Regions from separate parts of the Homo sapiens genome. Here region 2 is linked to region 1. A link is an interaction called in ENCODE POLR2A ChIA-PET data of the cell type or tissue named here. Cell type or tissue: IMR-90. All regions are shown on one strand. Links, peaks and the distances in the headings refer to the core of each region. The heading gives the core; the rest is flanking DNA. Region 1 overlaps BCAR3 (BCAR3 adaptor protein, NSP family member). Region 2 overlaps BCAR3 (BCAR3 adaptor protein, NSP family member).

The links. Peaks named below come from ENCODE experiments on the same cell type or tissue, not always from the same donor. Only the 100,000 strongest peaks of a DNase experiment are listed, where the experiment ranks them.
Region 2: POLR2A ChIA-PET joins it to region 1 with 15 read pairs; 2 of 35 experiments call an interaction of 5 or more read pairs at or near these places.

What each region holds. Positions count from the first base shown.
Region 1 is chr1:93,638,689-93,649,813 of GRCh38, reverse strand. BCAR3 (BCAR3 adaptor protein, NSP family member) reads left to right here. Exons shown (of 12, transcript NM_003567.4): 3 at 7,471-7,510. Among named protein-coding and RNA genes, the nearest start is that of BCAR3, 38 kb to the left of the region's middle. RefSeq lists enhancers at 5,042-5,763, 7,248-7,297, 9,763-10,398 and a silencer at 10,527-10,821. In IMR-90, for the core only: no CTCF peak of the experiment used is centred there; no DNase peak of the experiment used is centred there.
Region 2 is chr1:93,574,983-93,586,107 of GRCh38, reverse strand. It overlaps BCAR3 (BCAR3 adaptor protein, NSP family member), which reads left to right. Exons shown (of 12, transcript NM_003567.4): 6 at 1,987-2,090; 7 at 3,155-3,807; 8 at 9,979-10,094. Among named protein-coding and RNA genes, the nearest start is that of BCAR3-AS1, 11 kb to the left of the region's middle. RefSeq lists an enhancer at 887-1,399. In IMR-90, for the core only: no CTCF peak of the experiment used is centred there; a DNase peak (open chromatin) is centred at 5,927; H3K27ac peaks cover 977 bases.

The sequences.
Region 1 (11,125 bases), core at 1,901-9,900:
ATTGTTTGGTCATAGCAATGTCATGACTTCCTCAACTTCCTTGTTGAAATCCAGATATGATTTAATTATAGCATTCGTTAGATCTGCTGGTCTATTCGTCATATCACAAAAGGCAATATAGTCAGATTTGTGACTGTAACTCTTTTTTTTAGGTGCTGAACAAGTCATTCTGGTTAAATTTTGCCTAGGACCTGCTGTTTTTACCAGATTTATTTGTAAAACCCTTTTCCTTTTGCCTTTTTTTTTTCCCAGCTACATGATTTTTTTTTTCCTTTCACCTTTTGAAAGCTGAAACAATCTTTTTTTCCCTTTCTCTAGAGAGGCATGTGAACACTCACCACACTTCCTAAGCTAGTTCTCTTTGGCTAAACCTCAAGCTCTTGGGAAAGAGGTGGATAACCAGAGTTGGCCAAGCCAGGTGCTGTGTGTGGGTGGTTTCTGGGGCAGCACTGGCTGCAGTTAGCAGTGTCCCCACACAAAGATGGAACCACCTCAAGACAAGGTGTCCTGTGCTGTCCCCATAGCCTTGCTTGTCTGTGCAGACCCAGCACTCAAGATGTCCCCCAACCCACCCCTGGGTGAACTCCCCTGTGCTCCTGTTTGGCCCTCCACCATAACACACTTCTCTTGGCAGAAGAGAAGGAAACTAGGAGTTGCTGAGCAATCTGTGTCTTCCCTTAGCCCAGGGCCCTTTGCTTCCAGCAGTTGGCTCTCCTTGTTCTCAGTCTTCTTATCCTAGTTACTAGAGCTTTCTTATGCATCTTAATTTTTCTTCTCTGGTTCCTTGAAGCTGGAGCTGGTATTCAAGAAGAGTTCCCTGCCCTCTAAAGCAGGGAACAGTCAGTGAGAGCAGTCAGTCTCACTGTGGAAGTTAGGTCCAAGCAGGGGGAATGACAGCTAATGACACAGGGCAGCCTGCAGGAGTGGTGCAGACCAGGGAAGCTGCAGCCAGGAGCCAGGCTGAGGGAAGGTACCTCAGGGAGGGCTTCCTGGAGGAGGTTGGACCAAGACCCACTGGCTGGGAGAGGCCGTCTTGGCTGGAGTGATGGCGGGCCTCAGACAGAAGAGGAAAATGAGGCTCCTCAGGTAACTTGGGGTTTCCAAATAGCTGGTCCTCAGTTTTGCTGTCAGGACACTGGAGTACTGTTATGAATTAGGAAGGTTTAATCACAAGTAGGAGGAAATATAAGCAAGCACTGACTGATGATAGTTAATGTTAGAGATTTTAGGAGAGAAGCTGGGAAGACAAACCTCAAACCTCTTTAGCCAGTTAACGAAAAATTCTCTATTTTATTCTTTCTTTTTCTTAATTATCCTAATGTCATTCATTTAAGACCTTAATTTTTAACGAGTCTCCTTTTGGGTCTCTATTTCAGTCAAACCTCGTTGAAGACCATCCCTTTTCATTTTTAATGTGTAATTTCCATTTACCAAGAGTAGCTTTTGGTACTTTTACCATTTACCAAGATCAAACCATTTACCTCTACACATAGCACCTCTCTCCTCCATCCCATTATGCCTCTCACTAAAGCAGAACTACAACCCTCACCTCATAAGCCCTGCTTTTATTGCAGACATTTCAAGGGAATGGCTTTGGATGGCTTTAATAAAATTTTCCCTAATTTGAGTCATTCATCCAATGCTATGTCGTGTTTGATTGACCCATGTTACTTTCCTCATGTAGAGATAGTCCACTGGCACCCAGATATTTCAGAATTTTAAGTGAAAAAGAAAAGATGGACCCAGGCGCGGTGGCTCACATCTGTAATCCCAGCACTTTGGGAGGCCGAGGTGGGCGGATCAGTTGAGGTCAGGAGTTCAAGACCAGCCTGGCCAACATGGTGAAATCCCCATCTCTACTAAAAATACAAAAATTAGCCAGGTGTGGTGGTGCATGCCTGCGATCCCAGCTACTCAGGAGGCTAAGTCAGGAGAATCGCTTGAACCCGGGAGGCAGAGGTTGCAGTGAGCCAAGATCACACCATTGCACTCTAGCCTGGGCGACAAGAGCAAGACTCGAAAAAAAAAAACATATTTCAAGAAAACAATACATAGGAACTTTATCGTACAGCTGGTCTCAGATGCCATTGTTTGGGGCTACCTTATACGTGAGAGCGCTTCAAATCTCCTTTGGTACTTTAGTTACTAAGTCATAACCAAGAGCAGCAAAGTGAGGGTCTCTTTGGAAGCAGAGTGTCCTTCTATTTAGAAGAAGTGTTTTCTCTAGAATATCACTGTCCCGTAGAACTTTTTGCAGTGTTGGAAATATTCTATAATTGGGTCATGCTAGCTGCTAGCCACTAGTGTAACTGAGGAGCTGATTTGTAAATTTTATTTGGCTTTAATTTAAATAAAGCTTGTTTAAACATCTTAAATTTTATACTTCTGTTAACCTGTATGTTTTTATGTTCTGGTCTCAGGAACTCTTTTTTACCCCTAGAACATTTTACCTTTTCTGGTGAAAAGGATTTGGGTTCCCAGCAAGGAGGTGCATCTCTAAGACAGCAAATTTGATTAGGCTTCTTAAACAGTCCTATGATTCTGTGGGAGGGGCATTCATGTTTAGAGCAAAAATTCACCACACAAGAATCATTCTTATAAAATTACTTTCCTTTTTACCTTCTTTACCAAAAATACCTCTTTAAATCTTTAACTTTCTTTTCATCTCTTATTTCCTGATTCCTTTACCTTGTTTTAGACATAACTCTATGAGGTTTGAGTTAGACAAAGATATTTTACCTTTAATAAGAACATTAAAAAGAAAATGTTTTCCTGTAATTCTTAAATCAGAAATTACCCAGATACTTAATATCAAATAATAACCTTAGATTCTAAATTATGACAAGTTTGTTTGTAAGCATTTATTCCATTACATTTATCTGATTAATGTAATAGTTTACCTAGACTATTAACAAAAACTGTGATAGCTAATATTTAAAGTTATTTTCCTTTTAACTATTTTTATAGCTGTGAATTTCAGGTATTTACTTAAGTAATAAAACTTATGCTTAATTTTAAGGTTATTTATTCCAATAACTCAGCATTTAGTTATTTTCATTAAGCCAACAATATTTCATAGGTATACACAAGCAAAGATTATTCTGTCTTGGGCTGGGTTTTATAGTTGATAACCCTCATGGCAAATGTTATAGTATTCTGCAGGGATAAACATTGCTAGTATTTTACCAATAATTTTTTTTTTTTTTTTTTTGAGACGGAGTTTTGCTCTTGTTGCCCAGGCTGGAGTGCAGTGGCGCCATCTCAGCTCGCCGCAACCTCTGCCTCCCAGATTCAAGTGATTCTCCTGCCTCACCCTCCCAAGTAGCTGGGATTACAGGCACGTGCCACCATGCCAGGCTAATTTTGTATTTTTAGTAGAGACAGGGTTTCTCCATGTTGGTCAGGCTGGTCTTGAACTCCCGACCTCAGGTGATCCACATGCCCCGGCCTCCCAAAGTGCTGGGATTACAGGCGTGAGTCACCGTGACCAGCCTACCAATAATTTTAAAGCCACCTTATTTATTAAAGATTTTACTTAAGTCATGGGTATCTGGGTAATTTCCAATTTAAGAATTACAGGAAAACATTTTATTTTTAATGTTCTCATTAAAGGTAAAATATCTTTGTCTAATTCAAACTTTATAGGGTTATGTCTAAAAGCATTTGACTAGTCTTTTAAGTATCTGATTAAGTGCTTTTATATATTTTTTAAGCCAATTAATTAGAGCTCTTTATATATTTTTAGTAGTGAAACACTGTTTACACAATGTATAAATACATAGAGGTATTTAGGCATGCTGATAGAAATACATTTTATAGATTCATAAAGACTTCCTTTTTCCTTTTTTCTAGTTAAAAATTCTTAATAACATGTTGCATCACTCTAGGCAGTTCTCAGCTAAATAGTCCTAAATTTTCATATGAAAGGAAAGAACTTAGGTGAAGATCCGATAGCAAAATTTACATTATAAGCTACAGGGAGAAAAAGTTTGGTGTGCTAGAGGGAAATTAAAATAAATTTAGCTGCCAATTAAACATAAATATTATAAAATTATATATTTATATATCATGTATATATAATGTATAATATATGCATATCATAAAATGCATATATAGTCTATAATGGCCTTTTAAATATACATGGATACATATATATACACACACACACACACACAAAGATCCTGTAGCTTTACTTTAGTACTTTAGCCATGAAATAAGTATAAATTCACTGGCTTGCAAGAAAAAAAAAACTGTTAGATCCAAACAGTGGTTTTTATCTCAGTGGAAAAGTAACAGCAGATTTAAAGTAGGCAGAAAGGAAGACAGAAAAAGAGAATTTAGGAACTCTATAGTTTGCAGGTCGACCCTAGGGTTCTTTTTCCTTAATGTAAATGTGCACAAAGACCATATTACTTCTATTTTACATAAACTCTGGGAAGTAGAGGTGCCATAAAACCTACAGAGTACTCAAAAGGGGATCATTCTCCTTATTTTCTCCTTATTTTTAGAGTATTTCTTTCTCACATTTTTTTTTTTCCCCCTTGAAAGGAGGAACTGAGCTCTGGCCTAGGATTTTTGTGTGGTGGATGGATATGTGTCCTGGATGAGCCATTTTAAAAATTAATTTGCACTGAGGATTTCCCTGCAGGGTTGCTGCACATTGTGGGGGGCCAACCCCCTAGACACTCCCACGAGGCCCCCAGTCACCCATGGGCGCTTTTTGGCTGGGAGGAGCAAATGCCCTTTCTCTTCAGAGCTGAAAAAACTCAGTCTCTCATTTACCTATGAAAACAACAGTTCAGTTTCTCACGCAAATATGCACAGTCAAGCCAAATTGAGATTAATTCTGAGAGAAAAAGCAATAGAGGAGACCCTTTAGAATGCACCTTCGAACTGGAATTAGGATTCTTAAACAACAACTTCCTAGGAGAAAAATCAGCTCAAGAATAAATTAAGGACCATCAACCAAAACAGGAGGTCCAGAGCTCAGGAGGACTTACCAGTTCCACCAGAGGAGAAGCTCAAACTGGGTGAGGCTTCAATGGGCCCTGGCTGGTACCTTAGCTCCAGTTTTGGGCAACTCCTTCAGGGTCCTGAGTCTTCTCTGAGGCCCCACATGTTTGGGCATCAAATTATTGTCAATGAAAAGAGTCAAACTCTGTAAAATATTTGAAGAGATTTATTCTGAGCCAAATATGAGTGACCGTGGCCTGTGACACAGCCCTCAGGAGGTCTTGAAAGAATGTGCCCCTGGTGGTTGGGGCGCAGCTTGGTTTTATACATTTTAGGGAGGCATGAGCCATCCGTCAATCAAATACTTTTAAGAAATACATTGATTTGGTCCAGAAAGGTGGGACAACTCAAAGCAGGGGCTTCCAGGCTGTAGGTGAATTTAAACATTTTCTGGTTGACAATTGGTTGAGTTTGTCTAAAGACTGGGGATTGATAGAAAGGAAATGTTCAGGTTAAGATAAAAGATTGTGGAGACCAAGGTTCCTTTGAAGTCTTATAGTGGCTGTCCTTAGAGACAACAGATGACAAATGTTTCCTGTTCCAGTCTTTAAAAGGTGCTAGACTTTTAGTTAATTTCTTTAGGATTGGGAGGGCCTGGAAGAAAAAGATTTAGCTATGTTACTAGAGATTCTTTACAGATGCAAATTTTCCCCCACAAAGGACAGTTTTGCAGGGCCATTCCAAAATATGGCAAAGAAACATGTTTTGGGGTAAAATATTTTGACTTTCTTGTCACATGTTATGCCAGAGTCAGATTGGAAAGTAAGTCACGATATATAGGGTTAAATAAAACCCATCTGATGAGAATTTATGGTTTGTAGGGCATGACTCTCCAGACCCCTTAGATAGGAATTTGGACAAGATTAAAAAATCTGAGCTTAGTCCTCAGTATGTATCCAAGATATACAACATGATGCTATGGAATACATGCAATATTTAAAAGGTTACTAAAGTTGAAGCAAATTAACATATTCATCATCTCACATAGTTATCCACTTTTTTGTTTTTGTGGCAAGATCAGTTGAAATCTACTCAGCATGAATCCCATATACAGTACAATTGTATTACCTATAGTCCTCATGTTGTCCATTAGAGCTCTATGCTTGTTCATCCTACGTATCTGCTGCTTTTTATCCTTTGACCTACATCTCCCCATTTCCTCTGCCTTCTGCCCCCATCCCCATAACTACTGTTTTATTCTCTCTCTGTATTTTTAAAAAAATTTCTTTTTTTTTTTTTTTTTTTTTTTTTTTTTGAGAAAGAGTCTTGTTCTGTCACCCAGACTGGAGTGCGATGGCGTGATCTTGGCTCATTGCAACCTCCGCCTCCTGGGTTCAAGCAATTCTCCTGCCTCAGCCTCCCAAGTAGCTGGGACTACAAGCACTCACCACTACGCCCAGCTATTTTTTGTTTTTGGTTTTTTTTGTGTTTTTAGTATAGTAGAGACGGGGTTTCACCATGTTGGTCATGCTTGTCTCCAACTCCTGACCTCAAATGATCCGCCTGCCTCGGCCCCCCCAAAATGCTGGGATTGCAAGCATGAGCCACCACGCCTGGCCTCTTTTTTTTTTTTGAGATGGAGTTTCACTCTTGTTGCCCAGGCTGGAGTGCAATGGTGTGATCTTGGCTCGCCGCAACCTCTGCCTCCTGGGTTCAAGCGATTCTCCTGCCTCACCGTCCCTAGTAGCTGGGATTACAGACATGCGCCACCACACCCAGCTAATTTTGTATTTTTAGTAGAGACGGGGTTTCTCCATGCTGGTCGGGCTGGTCTCGAACTCCCCACCTGCCTTGATCCTCCCGCCTTGGCCTCCCAAAGTGCTGGGATTACAGGCATGAGCCACCACACCTGGCCCATATGGGGGAATAAAAACACTGGGCACACAGAACAGTAGGATGAATTGCTGAGATTTTCACCAGGAGTGGGTGGGTAACAGCCAGCGATGAGAAGAGAAGGCTCCGTTCCCTCCATCACCCAGGCACTGGGCAACCTGGGGCAGCCCCTCCACCCACCTAAGCCTCTCTCTTCTTACTGTCAATGTGGGCACAACACAGTTACTGGTGGGGACGTTCTGGGGATTAACCCAGACACCACCAGTGACCGAAAGTGCCACACGTTCCCGTACCCAGTCCTGCCTGTCTCCCACCTCTGCCCTCCCCTGAGCTCTATGCTTCAGACTTTCACTTTCTATGCTCAAGTAAATCTAGAATTACCACATGTAAATACTCTAACATTCTGGGGCCTGAATTTGACAGGAAAGCATGTGGGAGCTTCTAGACTGAGGTCATGGTGGTATCTCCCACCCCACCACACACACCCTGTTGTGAATACTGCCTGGGAGATGGGGCCCAGCTTAGTAACTTAGTGAATAGGGTGAAATAATGTTGGACACATTATACTCAATGTAAGAATGCATCGTTCCCAACCATTCTCATATTTATATTTTCTCTTTTCAGGGATCCACATCTTCTGGACCCAACTGTGGAATATGTGAAGGTAGGAAATGAGAATTAAACATGTAGCCGTGACCCTGGGTAGTAGATTTCCCATTTGGAACACAGAGTTGCTAAATAATGCTGCAGCCTGGTTTGTGTAAAAAGCTGATTAGACTCTCCAAAACAACAGGGAGGAAATTTGACTCCCTTAGGCCTTTGGTAAATTTTGTAGGGGTCTCACGTCATCCTATTACAGGTACCCTTATCTGGCCTTAGAGCCAGGTGTGTTTTAAAATTCAGAGTTTGTTTGTTTGTTTTCCAGAAAGGTAATATGGTACGTATAGTAATACTCCCAGAGAGGTTTGGGGTCAGCACTCCATAATCACACTCATTATTTTCACAGTGACAAGTAAGAATATTCACACTAAGAGGGATAAATAGATGACAAATGATTTTGTGTAGTTCAGGTCACATTTTGCCACCAAATGAGTTTGCTGCCAAGTAAGGTTTTTTTAATGTTAGTGTTCAGAGTTTTTTGGATTTTGGAATGTAGATGAGGAATTGTGGACCCATATTTACCTTCAGTGGAGGACCGAAGGCTCCCTGAGATTTTATGAGTCATCTTTTCCATTCCAACAGCCACCCTCTTGTTCAGGGCTAATCTGGGGCCAAGTAGTAATATTAGGTACTTAGTTACTTTCCAGCCGGACTGGCGGTCAATGCTTCTAAGTATTCAACCCTTCTAAATAATGTATTTCTTCGGAGCAGGAAGAAAAGATGCTTTTCACTTCTTCCCTCTGCCTCCGCATTTTCCAGTGTTGCTGTTTGCTTTATTTTCTTTTATTTTTGAAACTGTATTCTGTCACCTCCTACAGAAGAAAGAAGTCTGATTCTCACATTTGGTTTCTTGGATTTATGACAACATACTTATTTTTTGGGAGAAATCGTAGCAAGAGTTAGAGTTTAGAATCAGGAGTCTCATTCCACCTTCGCTATCCCAAAGGCAGCAGCATCCTAGTTTCAGAGTATGTAGGCATGTCGCTTTTGTGTGTACCCATGCCTTCCCCCAGAGTTCTGCCATTTCCTCCCTCTTTAAAAGACCAGAGGATGGACGGAAGAGGAGGAAGCTCCAGTAGAACCACTTGGCCACTTGGGGCGGTCGTAGTGAGGTTTGTTGGAATGGAGGTGGATATTCTTTTTTCCCATCTCTTATACCTGAATGACAACTGAGCTGTGTTTTCATGGGAGAAAATGTATAATCCTAAACCTGCAGGGCTACCACACCAGAATCTGGCCAGAGCTTTATAAATATGTATCTGTGTCCCTCCCGGATGCATCACATGTTTTGTGCAGGTTGTGCATTGCAAAGTATTAGAGGATGCTATTTGCATAGACTGTGATATGACTTAACAAAAAATGCACTCTAGAATTCTGCAGTGTGTAACAACAGCTCTTTAAAAATCACTCCATGCCTTGTTTCAGAAATTGGCTATCTCCTACCACGGGCCAGTCTGGCTGTGCTCAGCAAGTGTACTGCCTTCTTCTTACTCCAATACCAGTTTTTTCTTTTACAAAAGTCTAAACCCTTTTAAGATAATTTGGTAGTGCATTCTCAAGCTAAATATAGAGGATTTTGGAATGGCCTGTTTAGGTATTATGCAAGCTATTGCATCTCATTTATGAATATCAATCATTGTGAGTTGAGTGGTATTGACAAAGAAGAGATATTGGAGTTGTCAGTGGCTTCTGTTTATCTGGGCTCTCTTTGCCTTCTCCTGACAGTGAGATGTGATGGAACTGCTCTTTGAGGTTCAGAGGGTTCTCCTTTTCAAGAACTTGTTGAGGTATTCCGAAGGGTACCCTTTCCTCCTAACTTGATCTGAATCTAGTCAGAGCCTTATAAATCATGTGTCTGTATCCTTCCTGAATGCACCACTTTTTTTTTTCTTTCTCACTTCACCCTTGGTTTAGAGGGATGGTTTGGGAATGTGTTGAGCCAATGTAGGGTATGTATTTTCATTTGCCTCTATGGACACTAAGGCTCTGAAAGCACATTCATAGAGGTCTCTGACGTAAAGGTCCAAGGGGACCCAGGGACCCATCTTCTTGGGTTGGGTCTGTTGTAGCACTTCTCACACTTAGTTGCCCTGTGGAGCCGGGCTGACCAGTGCCAGGAAGGCCTCATAAGTTGATGCCAGCTGGTGCCTCATGGCTGGAGATAAATCAAGGGAGGTGAGAGAGTTGCAGCTAAACTGAGGTGCAGTTTGACCCCCTTAACTTCTTATCTACAATCCGCTTGTGCACTTAATGCCTCTTGAGCTTGGAGAAAAGTAGTTCTATGTGAATTATGTTGTGTCATAAAGGCCCCTTCCAGTAGGTTCAGATTCATTGGCCGAAAAAAACAAGCATCAAGAAGCCAAATTTTAGGATCCATTTTGACTCCAGAATAGGGGGAGTCTTATCCTATCCTGAGTCTCATCCAGGCAGGGGAAGCACCCAGTTGTGGCCAACAGACAGCAGTCCAAATACTGGCAGGAGCTCCAGCCCCAGGTCTCCCTCCCTCCCTGTGTCTTTAAATGCTGCTCCCCTGCTGGGTGCGGTGGCTCACACCTGTAATCCCAGCACTTTGGGAGGCCGAGGTGGGCAGATCACCCGAGGTCAGGAGTTCGAGACCAGCCTGGCCAACATGGTGAAACCCTGTCTCTACTAAAAATACAAAAATTAGCCGGGTGTGGTGGCGGGCATCTGTAATCCTAGCTACTCGGGAGGCTGAGGCAGGAGAATTGCTTGAACCTGGGAGGCGGAGGTTGCAGTGAGCTGAAGTCGCACGATTGCACTGCAGCCTGGGTGACAAGAGTGAGACTCCATCTCAAAAAAAAAAAAAAAAAATGCTGCTCCCCTCCCCATCGGAGACTTTCCAACCATCTTCCCTTGGTTTTTTCAGTGCCCAGATAGAAGAGAGAGGTCTGGGACTGCCTCCTGCCTCCTTGGGTCTGGGAGAGACAAGGTTCTGAGGCTGACCCTCATAGCTCGTGGGGCGAGGGGACTGCAGTGTCATGGCAGGAGAGAGCTGGGTGGAGGAAGAATCCAACATTCAGCTCTGGCAGTTTGTATGTGTGTCCTCCTAGCACCGTGCACCGTTTGTGTTGCAGTACATTCATGCCAGGTGAAAGGGGACCGGTTTCTCGGTTGCTTAGCTACCGGTCGTTCATCCCAAGTGGAATGGAGGAAAATATGCATGGCTGGGAAGCCCCAGGGCTGTTGGGCAGCTCTTTTACCTTGTCCAGCAGGCTGGCCTCCTGCTGGGACTCCTGACAGCACCAAGACCCCAAAGGCTCAATTTGATATTTGGATGTGAGAGGAAAATAAATTGCAGATCCAAAGTAGTCCAGGGATTTGGGGAATCTCATTCCTCACTGTTTCCGTCTCTTTAATTCTGGCACTTACAGGAGAGAATTTTGTTTTTTTTCACATTTTTCCTAACCTTCTCTCCTCACAATTTTTTCCCCCCACAGTAGCTCAGAACATGATCATCTTGATAGTTTGGTTTTAACTTTTGTCTAATCATGAGGTCCTTTTCTGTGGTCAAACGTAATTGATTCTGTTTCCCTGCATTGAAAGGAAAGATTTCTTCCAGGTTGGAAAGCTGAACCCTCCAGAGTGGCTCCACCTTCCT
Region 2 (11,125 bases), core at 1,491-9,490, 63 kb after region 1:
CTGTAGTCAAAACAATTATATATTTTAAAATAAAGAGTGTAATTGGACTGTTTGTAACTCAAAGGATAAATGCTAGAGGGCATGGATACCCCATTCTCCATGATACACTTATTTCACATTGCATGCCTGTATCAAAACATCTCATGTACCCCATAAATATATACACCTACTATGTATGCACAAAATTTTTTAAATATAAAAATTAGCTGGGCATGGTGGTGTGTGCCTGTGGTCCCAGCTACTCGAGAGGCTGAGGTGGGAGGATTGCTTGAGCCTGGGAGGTTGAAGCTGCAGTGAGCCATGACCATGCCACTTCACTCCAGCCTGGGCAACAGAGCGAGAGCCTGTCTCAAAACAAACAAAAAAACTCAGGGCAATTGCAAGGAGGGAGGCAAGACCTGATATTTAGAAATCCTCCTTTTCATAGTAATAGGATTGGACTTGAGATGCCTTACAGTGTTAGAAGGGGTACCTTTTCTTCTGTTTCCTTTGGGAAGGATAGGCTGCTGAATGGTCGAAGCAGGGAATTAATGTCATGCACAGAGTGGGAGTGTATTCGGCAGGATAACAGAACCACTGCTGCAGGGAAGGCCTCCTAGTTGGCCCTGAATGATCCTGGTTTAAAAACTTTTTAAGATAAGAAATGAAAAAAAGACTAAGTCTCTTAAGTCAACAAGTCAGGCCTAATAGAGCCACTTTTCTGTTTGCCCTTTGGAATGCAGATCCTCCTAGAACTTGTCACCACTTTGTACACGCAGCACGCCCAGAAATGTTTAAGTGGGAGGAGGGGAAAAGATGGCTCATGGCCTGCTGCCCTGCCCCAGTGTCCTTCAGTGGCTCCCTTATGCAGCTCTGGCCAGGTGCCACCTGCCCTGACGTCGGGCCTGCTAGTTGGCTGGCTGGTGGCCTGCCCTGGGCGAAGGTGTGTGCTCACAGGCAGGTTGCATTCCACACCCTGCCGTTCTGGCCCCTGGAGTCCAGCCGCAGTGGTCACTGCTTAAATATCACTTCTCGGGAGATATTTCCTTTTGTAATTTGCCCTCGGTCTTGTCTTATCTTCGAAAGGTTGCTGGAATTTCTCTGTTCCTTGGAGTTTGGGGGTTTTTTGATTTGTTTTTTCTTTGGTGCTTGTAAAGGTAGGAAAGAACTTCGTGATTTCTGTAACATAACAATGTTTTATGCTTATGGGAAGGCCAATTAAAGTTCATAACAACTTGGCTGGTGCAGTGCCTCTGTCTCTAGCTAGGGAGATTCTGGTGCTTGGTGCTGGAGAAATTCCCAGTCTGAATTGGAAAGGGACAGAAGGAATAACAGCGAGTGTGTTGAAAGTTACCTTCCACCTTTTCCTTGTGTGGTTACACAGTGTGCCTCCCAACTGCTGCTTGGTGACCGTGCCGGTGCCTTTTCCCAGCTCAGCAGGAGGAGGCTGTGTGGGGGTCCCCCGAGAGCAGCCAGGAGGTTGGGGATGGCAGCCTCCCCAGGCAGTCCTGCAGGTTATTTGGGGGATGCTGAGATTTGCACCAAAATGGAAGTTTCCCCACAGCTTCCTTCCTAACTGCAACACTATGGAGCATGTGGAAAATGCATGTTAGTTAGGCAAGCCATTCCCTCTGGGCCTGTAAGTAATTTTAGGCTCTGTTAAAAGTACACATTCCAGTTCATCAGATTTTCCCGGGAGTATCGTAAAACTTTTACCCTACTCTGTTCAACAGGATGGAACAGCCCAGAGGAGGCATCCTAGGACTCAGCTGCTGCATTGGTCATGGGGACAGGGGGATGGAGTACACAACACAGTCATATATTAATCGTCCCATCAGTAATTTGTTTCTCCAGCGGTCATTCCTTTACTTTTAGGGTATGCTGTAGCACTCTCGTTCTGAGCAGTTTTCTTTTTTTTTGTTTTTGTTTAAGTTCCCATGGCATTGCCTAAAAGTTTTATTTTACACGTTAGTAACACATTTCCATCCTATGTGTCTTTTACTTCAGAAACAAAGAAAAGAGTGGTAGCCAGCCCGCCTGCCTGGATCACATGCAGGACAGAAGAGCCTTGTCCCTCAAAGCCCACCAGTCAGAGAGCTACCTGCCGATTGGTATGTTTCGGGGAATTTTCAGGGAGAACGTCAGTGTTACCCTGGTTTCCTTCAGGCTGTTACCCTGCCCCATCTAGTTGTCTCATTCGAAAACGACACAAGGCCTCAGGCCTGCAGCCTGGAGGGGAATGGGTTTGCAGAATTATATCCGGCGGCGAAGCACTGAGCTAGACACCGTATGCCAGCTTTTAGGCCTCGTAGCAAGCCTTCAGGGTAGGCATGATTATTGCCATTTCACAGCTGAGGAAACTGAGGCACAGATAGGTTAAGTAACTTGTCCAGAATCACCCAGCATTTGAACCCAGGTTTTCTGATTCAAGCCCATTTAAAAACTGGTAGTCTTCATGACAAATGAGCCTACTCCCTTTTCCCGGGTGGGCGGGTGGATCCTGGGGCTTTTGGCAGAACAGCTGTCCAGGCCAACTCCCCTTCCTCTCCATTCTGCTTCCAAGGCTGGAAGAGTGATAAGGTATGGGGTATGGGGAGACCTACTAAGCAGTTACATTAGTAAGACAGGGGGTTGTTTTCATTATTTTCATAACTGACTTTCCCTGGGACCACAAAGGGATTTTCCTAATGCCCCTGCGTAAACTACCTCCATGTAGGTTACCCCAGTGTCTCTTTTCCCTTCCCTGTCTCCAGCTCTCCTTTGGAAGCTGGCTGGGATCCACCCTTTGAGAGTGGCATTTTAGGTGGCTAACGACTTCTGTTTCTTAGGGCAAGATTACATTATTCATGCCCTCCTCGCTCATATATTTTATCATTCTGACTGTCCCAGCCTTCTATGACCATACAACATTTGTAGCCCAGGTGTCAGCAGTCCCCGGGATTTCTATTTGCACCCAGGAGTGTGGGATGGGGCAAGCCCAGCCCAGCCCTCACGATGCTGTAGACTCCCTGAGATTGGGCGTGGGACAGTCACACTGAATTTTCTTTTGGAAATGAAAATGAAAATTGAAGCCCAAGGGCATGAATGGAGGGCTGGGGAGCTGCCACTCTGGTTTTGTTTGTTTTATATTCTCCACACAGATGAGCTTTCTCTGACCTTTTCTTATCCCCCACAGGCTGCAAGCTGCCACCTCAGTCCTCGGGTGTGGACACAAGCCCCTGCCCAAACTCACCTGTGTTCAGGACGGGAAGCGAGCCTGCCCTGAGCCCAGCAGTGGTTCGGAGGGTCTCCTCAGACGCCAGGGCTGGGGAGGCGCTGAGGGGATCAGACAGTCAACTGTGCCCTAAGCCCCCGCCTAAGCCCTGCAAGGTGCCGTTCCTCAAGGTTCCCTCGTCTCCCTCTGCCTGGCTCAACTCAGAGGCCAACTACTGTGAACTGAACCCAGCGTTTGCCACAGGCTGCGGCAGGGGAGCAAAGCTACCCTCATGTGCCCAGGGAAGCCACACAGAACTGCTCACAGCCAAGCAGAATGAGGCGCCAGGTCCCCGGAACTCTGGCGTCAACTACTTGATCCTTGATGATGATGACAGGGAAAGACCTTGGGAACCTGCGGCAGCTCAGATGGAGAAGGGGCAGTGGGACAAGGGCGAGTTTGTGACGCCCCTCCTGGAGACTGTCTCCTCCTTCAGGCCCAACGAGTTTGAGTCAAAGTTCCTTCCCCCTGAGAATAAGCCCCTGGAAACAGCAATGTTGAAACGTGCAAAAGAACTGTTCACCAACAACGACCCCAAGGTCATCGCCCAGCACGTACTGAGCATGGACTGCAGGGTAAGCGCTGGGGGTCCTGGTGCTCCTCTGGCTTTTCAAGGTTTGGTAAGAGCTAGGGGTCCCGGTGCTCCTCTGGCTTTTGTAGGTTTGGAAGGAGGGGATCCATCTGGCCTCACTCTGCCTCACCCATTAAATGCTTTGCCCATAGGAAAGTCTGAAGATAACACCAGCATGGGAATTTATTTAAGGGGTGGGAACCACAAGCTGGGACAACCTTTGCCCAAGCAGGAAGCTTATAAAATTCATCTCAGACAGAGGGATGGCAGGCTGCTGCCGGGGGTGGGGGCCGCCCTCTTCTCCCACCCACCCCTGCTGGCATCAGCAGCTGCAACAGAATCCTCCTCACACCTGGTGCTTATTTATAAACTACCCCCTTGCCTCAGCTCCATCAGAATTGGTAAAGCCAAAGCTACAGGAGAGTAGATTGTAGATGAAAATGTAGTTTCTGGAGTAGCAGACCTTGGTTATTTTTATTACATTATACTTATGCATTACATATTTATTTTATTACTAAAATGATCTTTAGTATAAACATCTTTAAAGCTACCTTGATTTTTAAAATAATCCTTCCTCAATTTAGAAAAATTCTAAAATGGCGGAGCATGTTGGCTCAAGCCTGTAATCCCAGCACTTGGGGAGGCCTAGGCGGTGGATCACCTGAGGTCAGGAGTTCAAGACCAGCCTGAGGCATGGAGAAACCCCGTCTCTACTAAAAATACAAAATTAGCTGGGCTTGATGGTACACGCCTGTAATCCCAGCTACTCTGGAAGCTGAGGCAGGAGAATTGCTTGAACCTGGGAGGCGGAGGTTGTGGTGAGCTGAGATTGCACCATCACACTCCAGCGTGGACAACAAGAGCACAACTCTGTCTCAAAAAAAAAAAAAAAATTCTAAAATACAGATTAAAAGATAAAACCACACAAATCCAGTTTCCTGGAGATCACCATTGTCAGCATTTGGTTTACGCAAAAACATTATTATTTTCTCTGTAAATGGATACATGTAAATAATTGCATGTGTAATATCTGTTTGCCACAGGTCTGTACACACTATTCCAAACCCTGAACCTTTCATTGACAAACATGACTGTCTTTCCATGTGATTAAATATTTACATTGTCACCTTTTTTTTTTTTTCTGAGACAGGGTCTCACTCTGTCACCCAGGCTGGAATGCAGAGGTGCGTTCACAGCTCATGGCAGCCTTTGCCTCCCAGGCTCAAGTGATCCTCCCACCTCAGCCTCCTGAGTAGCTGGGACCACAGGCGCATGCCACCACACCTGGCTAACTCTTTGTATTTTTTGTAGAGATAGGGTTTTGCCATGTTGCTCAGGCTGGTCTTGAACTCCTGAGCTCAAGTGATCTGCCTGCCTTGGCCTCTCAAAGTGCTGGGATCACAGGTGTGAGTCACCGCACCCGGCCCATCACCATTTTTTTGTAGGAAACGTTTATTTTAGATGTAAGTGACTTTTGTTCATAGGTGGTCCCAAAGCAACCTCATCCTTAAGAGAGATTAAGTCACTTTTTCAGATCCGTCGGGATTCGTTTTAGGACCTTCAGTGGCTAGCAAAATCCACAGAAGCTTGCATTCCTTATATAAAATGGAATAGTATTTGCATATAACCTATGCAATCCTCCTGTAGATTTTAAATCATCTCTAGATTACTTACAACACCTAATACAACGTATATGCTTTGTAAATAGCTATTATACTGCATTATTTAGGGAATAATGGCAAGGAAAAAAGTCTACATGTTTCATACCAATGCAGCTTTTTTTTTTTTTTTCCTGAATATTTTTGATCCTTGGTTGGTTGAATCTACTGTTGCAGAAGCCACGGATAAGGAGGGCTGACTGTATTCTAGACACCAGATGTTGTCTCAGGCGATGGTGGGCTCGGTCCATCTTTTCAATATAAAGAGGCTGGTTCCTGGGCATTTGAAGCCCTTTTTTATTTGTAGCTCAGTGAAGTCAATTAGCTTCAGACGTCAGGGCTTATTTAGGAACTGGGTTTTCCTTCCTATGTGTTGAATCATGGCAAGAAGTCCAGTCTCAGAACACTCCTGCAGGGAGTGCCAAAGTTGATGGAGGGCTCCCCAAAACAGGCTTGAGGAACTTTAGGCAGCTGCTGACCATCCTGGAGTAAACAAGACCCTTGCTGACAACAGAACTTGAGGGATGACTCAGAAACCAGAGTAACTCATTGCCCAGGCCTGGGAGGTGGGGCTGAGGGTGGACTTCTGCTGAGCAGGCCTTGAGAAGAGAGCCAGGGCTGCACTGGAAGAACAAGGGCCTGCTGTACTTTTGGCCAGATGGCCTCGGGCAGTGCTCACAGGTAGTCACGCAATTTGCGAAGTTATCCGGACCTCACTTTAAAGCGAGCTTAACCTGTTTGGGAGGTAGGAGGATTGAGGATTTCTGTTCTAGTCAGTCAGGCACATTGGGCCCTGAATCTGAGAGCAGAACCATGTCAGTGGGCCAGGAGGGAGACTCTGGCCTGGTATGAACCTGCGTGGGTTCTCCATAGAGGAAGCTCCTCGTAGAAACAGGCCTGGGTTTACAGAGCAGCCCGATTCCCAGGGGAATGAATCCTTCCTGTGGCCCTGGGCAGGGCTTAATGATCCTCTAGGTGGAGGAGAGATGCCTGCCTGCCCGCCCTTGGCAGGAGGCCTGGGACCTGCCCACTACCTTTGGTAGCCATGAAACTAGACCCCAAGGATGTTCCCAACTGAAGAATGCAGTCTCCCTGGCTTGCTGTGGTGCATTTTGTCCTCCTAGTGGGGCCTCACTCTCATGTCTGCCTGCAGGCACCCCTGGACAAGGGGCTGGATGGGGTCCCCAGGCAGCGAGCAGGAGCTAGCCTGGACTCTGCCCACCCAGCCCCAGGGCAGGGCTATGTTGAAACTTCCTTCTTCCCTGTCTCTGGAGTCTACCACCATTTCCATGTTATCTTCCTGGAACCACTGACTTCCAAGCGGGCACAATCAGCATCTCTAAGAGGGAAATACAACAAGACCTGTTGTTTCCTATCCCAAGTGCAGTGGCAGCCCAGACAGGGCCACCCAGAAGCTGAGAGCAGGCTCTGGCTAGCATCTGGGCCCCGCGTGCTTGTTCCCAGCCATGTGGGCAGATGCCCAGATAGGCCATCAGGACAGTGGGTGGTCCTAAGAGCCCTCCAGGCTCCCTGTCCTGCTGTGTCCATGCCCCCACCCCCCAAGGGCCTAGTTAGGAGCCACTGAGCCCCTCCCACCGTGCGCAAGGTCTTTGCCTATAGCTAGAAGTGAGGACCAGTAGTGAAGCACTTGGCCCGACTGAGCCTGAATCCTGCCTCTGCCACATCAGCTGAACAGCCTCCCCTTCTGTGCCTGTCTGTAAGGAATACAGCTACCCAGGTGGTCAGCGAGGACTAAATGAGATAATAATATATTAAAAGCCCAGGGCACCTTGCCTAGCCCACAGTGAGCACTAAGTGTTTATCCGTGTTATATATTCAGCTTTGACTGAGCGCCTACTGTGCCAGGGCAGCTTGTGGTCTCTGCTCTTGGAGCACCTGCTATCAGGTGGGGGTGGGCTGGGGAGGGACAGTGATGCAGGAACTTGGGCCACAACCCAGGTGGGAAACGCCCTGCAGGGGAAGGCACAGGAGCTGTGGGGCCTCTGGGCAGGGCCTTGAACAGGGAGTTGGGTGTGGAGATGGGGCAGAGATGTCCAAGATGAGTTTGGAAGGCTGCATCTTTGGCCCGATGAACACCAAAAGCATCTTGCAGACGGCAGGCAACGCACATGCACAGACACTTAGTTGTCAAAACCCATGGAGAGAGGGGTTGGTTTACAGCAGATTCATTCTGTGTGGGTGGAAGAAGATGGGGTTAGGGGTGGGGTGTGGGAGGGCTTCATACGTCTTTTCTAAGTCTCTACTTCTGGGCTCATACCAGTTTCTTGCCTTCAAGGCACTTTACAGTTGAGTTGGGTGCAGATCTGATCCTCTGTGCCAAGGGGAACAGAACCAGTGAGTGGAGCCAGGCAATCTCATGGCATTTTAGAAAGGCCCTTGCGGCTGGGAGGAGGGCTGGGCCGGGACCCCATCAGGGCTCTCCTGGGTCCGTGCAGCAGCCTCCAAGGCAGTGGAAGAAGGAGCAGAGGGTGGAGTCCAGAGATGCAGCAGAGCAGACCAGCTAAGATTTGGAGGGCAGAAGGAAGCCTCATCGGGGGTGCTTCTGCCACCCTGCCCTGTGGAGTCGGCTCACAGTAAATGCTCTAGACATGTTTGTCCTTCCTTTGTGTCAGTGAGCTGCATAACCTTGGGCATTTGTCAGGGAACCTAATGCAGGCCCTGCGGTGTGAGCTTGGGATCCCCTCAGCCCTCAGGCAAGCAGGCGTGGCTCCAGGGAAGTGACCCAGGCATGGCATATATGTGCCGACGAAATGCAGACTGGAGAGCAGGGGCCGCCGCCCATCTGCCAGGTTTTCCAGAGCAAACCTGAATCAATCACAGGCCTTTTAATCTCGCCACCCAGAGCGTGGGGGACACCCCTCAGAAGTACAGGGTTTGGGACCTCTGACAGAGGGCAGCTGTCTAAATATGCGAGGAAGCGTGCATGGCGTGCGTCTGGGCTGCCTTGCCAAGGTCAAGTTGTAAATCTCTTTCCCAAGATCTGGCCAGAATTCTTCCCCTTTCCACATGGCTGATGATTCAAAACTTGTATTTTCAGGTAGCTTTTAGGGGTTCTAAAGTTATCTGAATCCTTTGCAAAGTCCTTGAGAAAGGTGAACTTAGCAGTTATGTTAGAAAAGGGGAAACTGAGGCCCAGAGAGCACAGGTAGGAGCACAGTAGGAATTCTGCATCCTGTCGTGGCGTCTACCACTAGAGAGCTCATCCACAGGGTCATCCCCTCAGGGTTGACAGTAGTTCAGCCACAGAAGTTACAGGGTAGGGTTAGTAATACCACCTAAACATCCAGATGTGTTTTGATAGCCTGGGGTAATTAAGGTTGAGGACAAGTGTACCAGATCAAGGAGAGGAACCGTCCCATGCCTGCCGTGTGTTCAGGTGGCTAGACTTGTTGTTGCATCTGTTAGTTCCACTCTTAGTACATCATTGTGCTGTGAGGTGTCATTAGCCGCCGTTTAATTTTTCTTTTGTTTTTAGAGACAGTGTCTTGCTCTCACCCCGGCTTAAGTACAGTGACATGATCATAGCTGACTGCAACCTCAAACTCCTGTACTCAAGTGATCCTCCTGTCTTAGTGTCCCAAGAAGCTAGGACTGCAGGCACACACCACCATGCCTGGCTAATTTTTAATTTTTTTGTAAAGATGGGGTCTCGCTATGTTGCTCAGCTGGTCTCAAACTCCTGTCCTCAAGCAGTCCCCCCACCTTGGCCTCCCAAAGCACTGGGATTAGAGGCATAAGCCACCTTGCCTGGCCTATTGGCCCCATTTTAGAGACACACTGGCTCAGTTGTAACACTTCTCCATGACATTGTAATAACTAATACCTGATTCTAATAAACTGAGATTACATACTAGAATTGAGATGGGTTGAGAGCTGTCTGGGACAAAGATTTTAAGAAAAGCCTCTCAGGAGAAAGAAGAGTGTTTGAGAGCTCAGGTTTCCAATCACTGTACACATTTTTAATAGTTTCCAGACGTATAGAGCATTTACTGAGCCCAGGAGAAGCGTAATTAAGGGTAATAGCAGCCAGCTGTGGCTGTTAAGTGAGAACATGAATGGCAAAGCCCACAGCGGAGAGGCTCTTGGATGAGATTCTGCTCTTCCACTGCAGGGGATCGGTCAGCTCCGAACACATGCAGCCTTGCTGTTGGCAGCAAAACGTCGCAGCAGGATCCGGCCGGTGTCAGACAAAAGCTCAGAGAACTAAACTGTTCTCTGGCTGGGCAGAAACACTTAACAAATCTGTAGATCTGCAGAGCAGTGTCAGCATCTCCCACCAGTCTTTCTTTTCCCCCTAAGTTTTATACTGTACTATGTGTATTTAAACACCCTAAACATCATATAAGAACAGCATTGTCAGCAGCTGCTTATAAAGAAATGTAACTCATAAAGTGTCCACGCCATCGTAGTTCAGTGTGTTTCTTCTCATATGCTGAATTCATGATCAGGCAAGCCCACTTCCTGATCCAGTGTATTTCAACTTTGGCTCTTGACAGGTTGCTAGGATACTTGGAGTCTCTGAAGAGATGAGGAGGAACATGGGGGTGAGCTCAGGCCTGGAACTCATTACCTTGCCTCACGGACACCAGCTGCGCCTGGACATAATTGAAAGGTGAGCAGTGCCGTCCTCTGCACTTCCGACCCTCCCAGCTCCTTCCAGGCATCAGAGCAGCAGGTTTTAGAACAAAGAGAGGCGCAGCACCAGCCTAGCCCTGGGGTAACAGTACTTCAGGGCGCATGGCCTACAGCGACTCTTCCCAGAAGCCTGAGCCTGAGAATTCCTGGAGTTGCACACAAAGACAGCACAACTCAGGAACAAAGAATGTGTTCCCGTCCCTGCTCCTGGAGGAGTGGATGGAGAGAATAGATGGCCTGAAGCCAGTGACTCAATTGGCCTGTGTGAGCAGGAGTCACAGATCCTGCAGCCTGGGGCAGAGCTGGGGCCCCAGCACCTGGAGTCTCCTGGGTCTCCTGCCCAGCAAGCTGCCCCTTTGTCTCTTTGGGGGTTAAGATTGCTTGAGGAATTAGGAGGAGTTTGTGGGAAAGGCTGGGAAGAGCAGAGTCTAGACAGTGTTTTCTTTGAGGGGTGGACAAATAGGGTCAGAGGTTAGGGGATGACGGCACTGGTCCGGGGCCTCCGAGGCATCCCTCCCCTCTTCTCATGAAAAGCCAGGGCCCTGGGCATCCATTGAAATGGAATGTTTAGGAATTAGAAAGACACCAACAATGAGGTATGTTTTTAAGAAAAGAAGCTCTAGACTAGATATCCATATTACCACAAAGCCAGCCTTTTTGACACATTTTTTAAAAGTTGATTTGGGCAAGACTATCTTGTTAAGTTTTCTGTCTGTCCAGCCCATGTCCTAGTTGCCATTACTGACTGCCCATGGCTTTCCATGAAGTTCCAGGTCACAGTGCTGTCCAGGAAAGCTTTCTGTGGTAACAGACGCATTCTGCACTGGCTATTACAGTAGCCACCAGCCACATGTCACTCTCGGGCACCTGAAATGTGACTGATGTGATTGAAGGATGACTTTTTATAATTAGAATTTGCTGTTTTCACGGTAAAAAGCCACTTCTCGGGGGATGGATGTCGCTGCTTTAGAGTTTCCTCGGCTGTACAGCAGATAAAATGACTCCTAT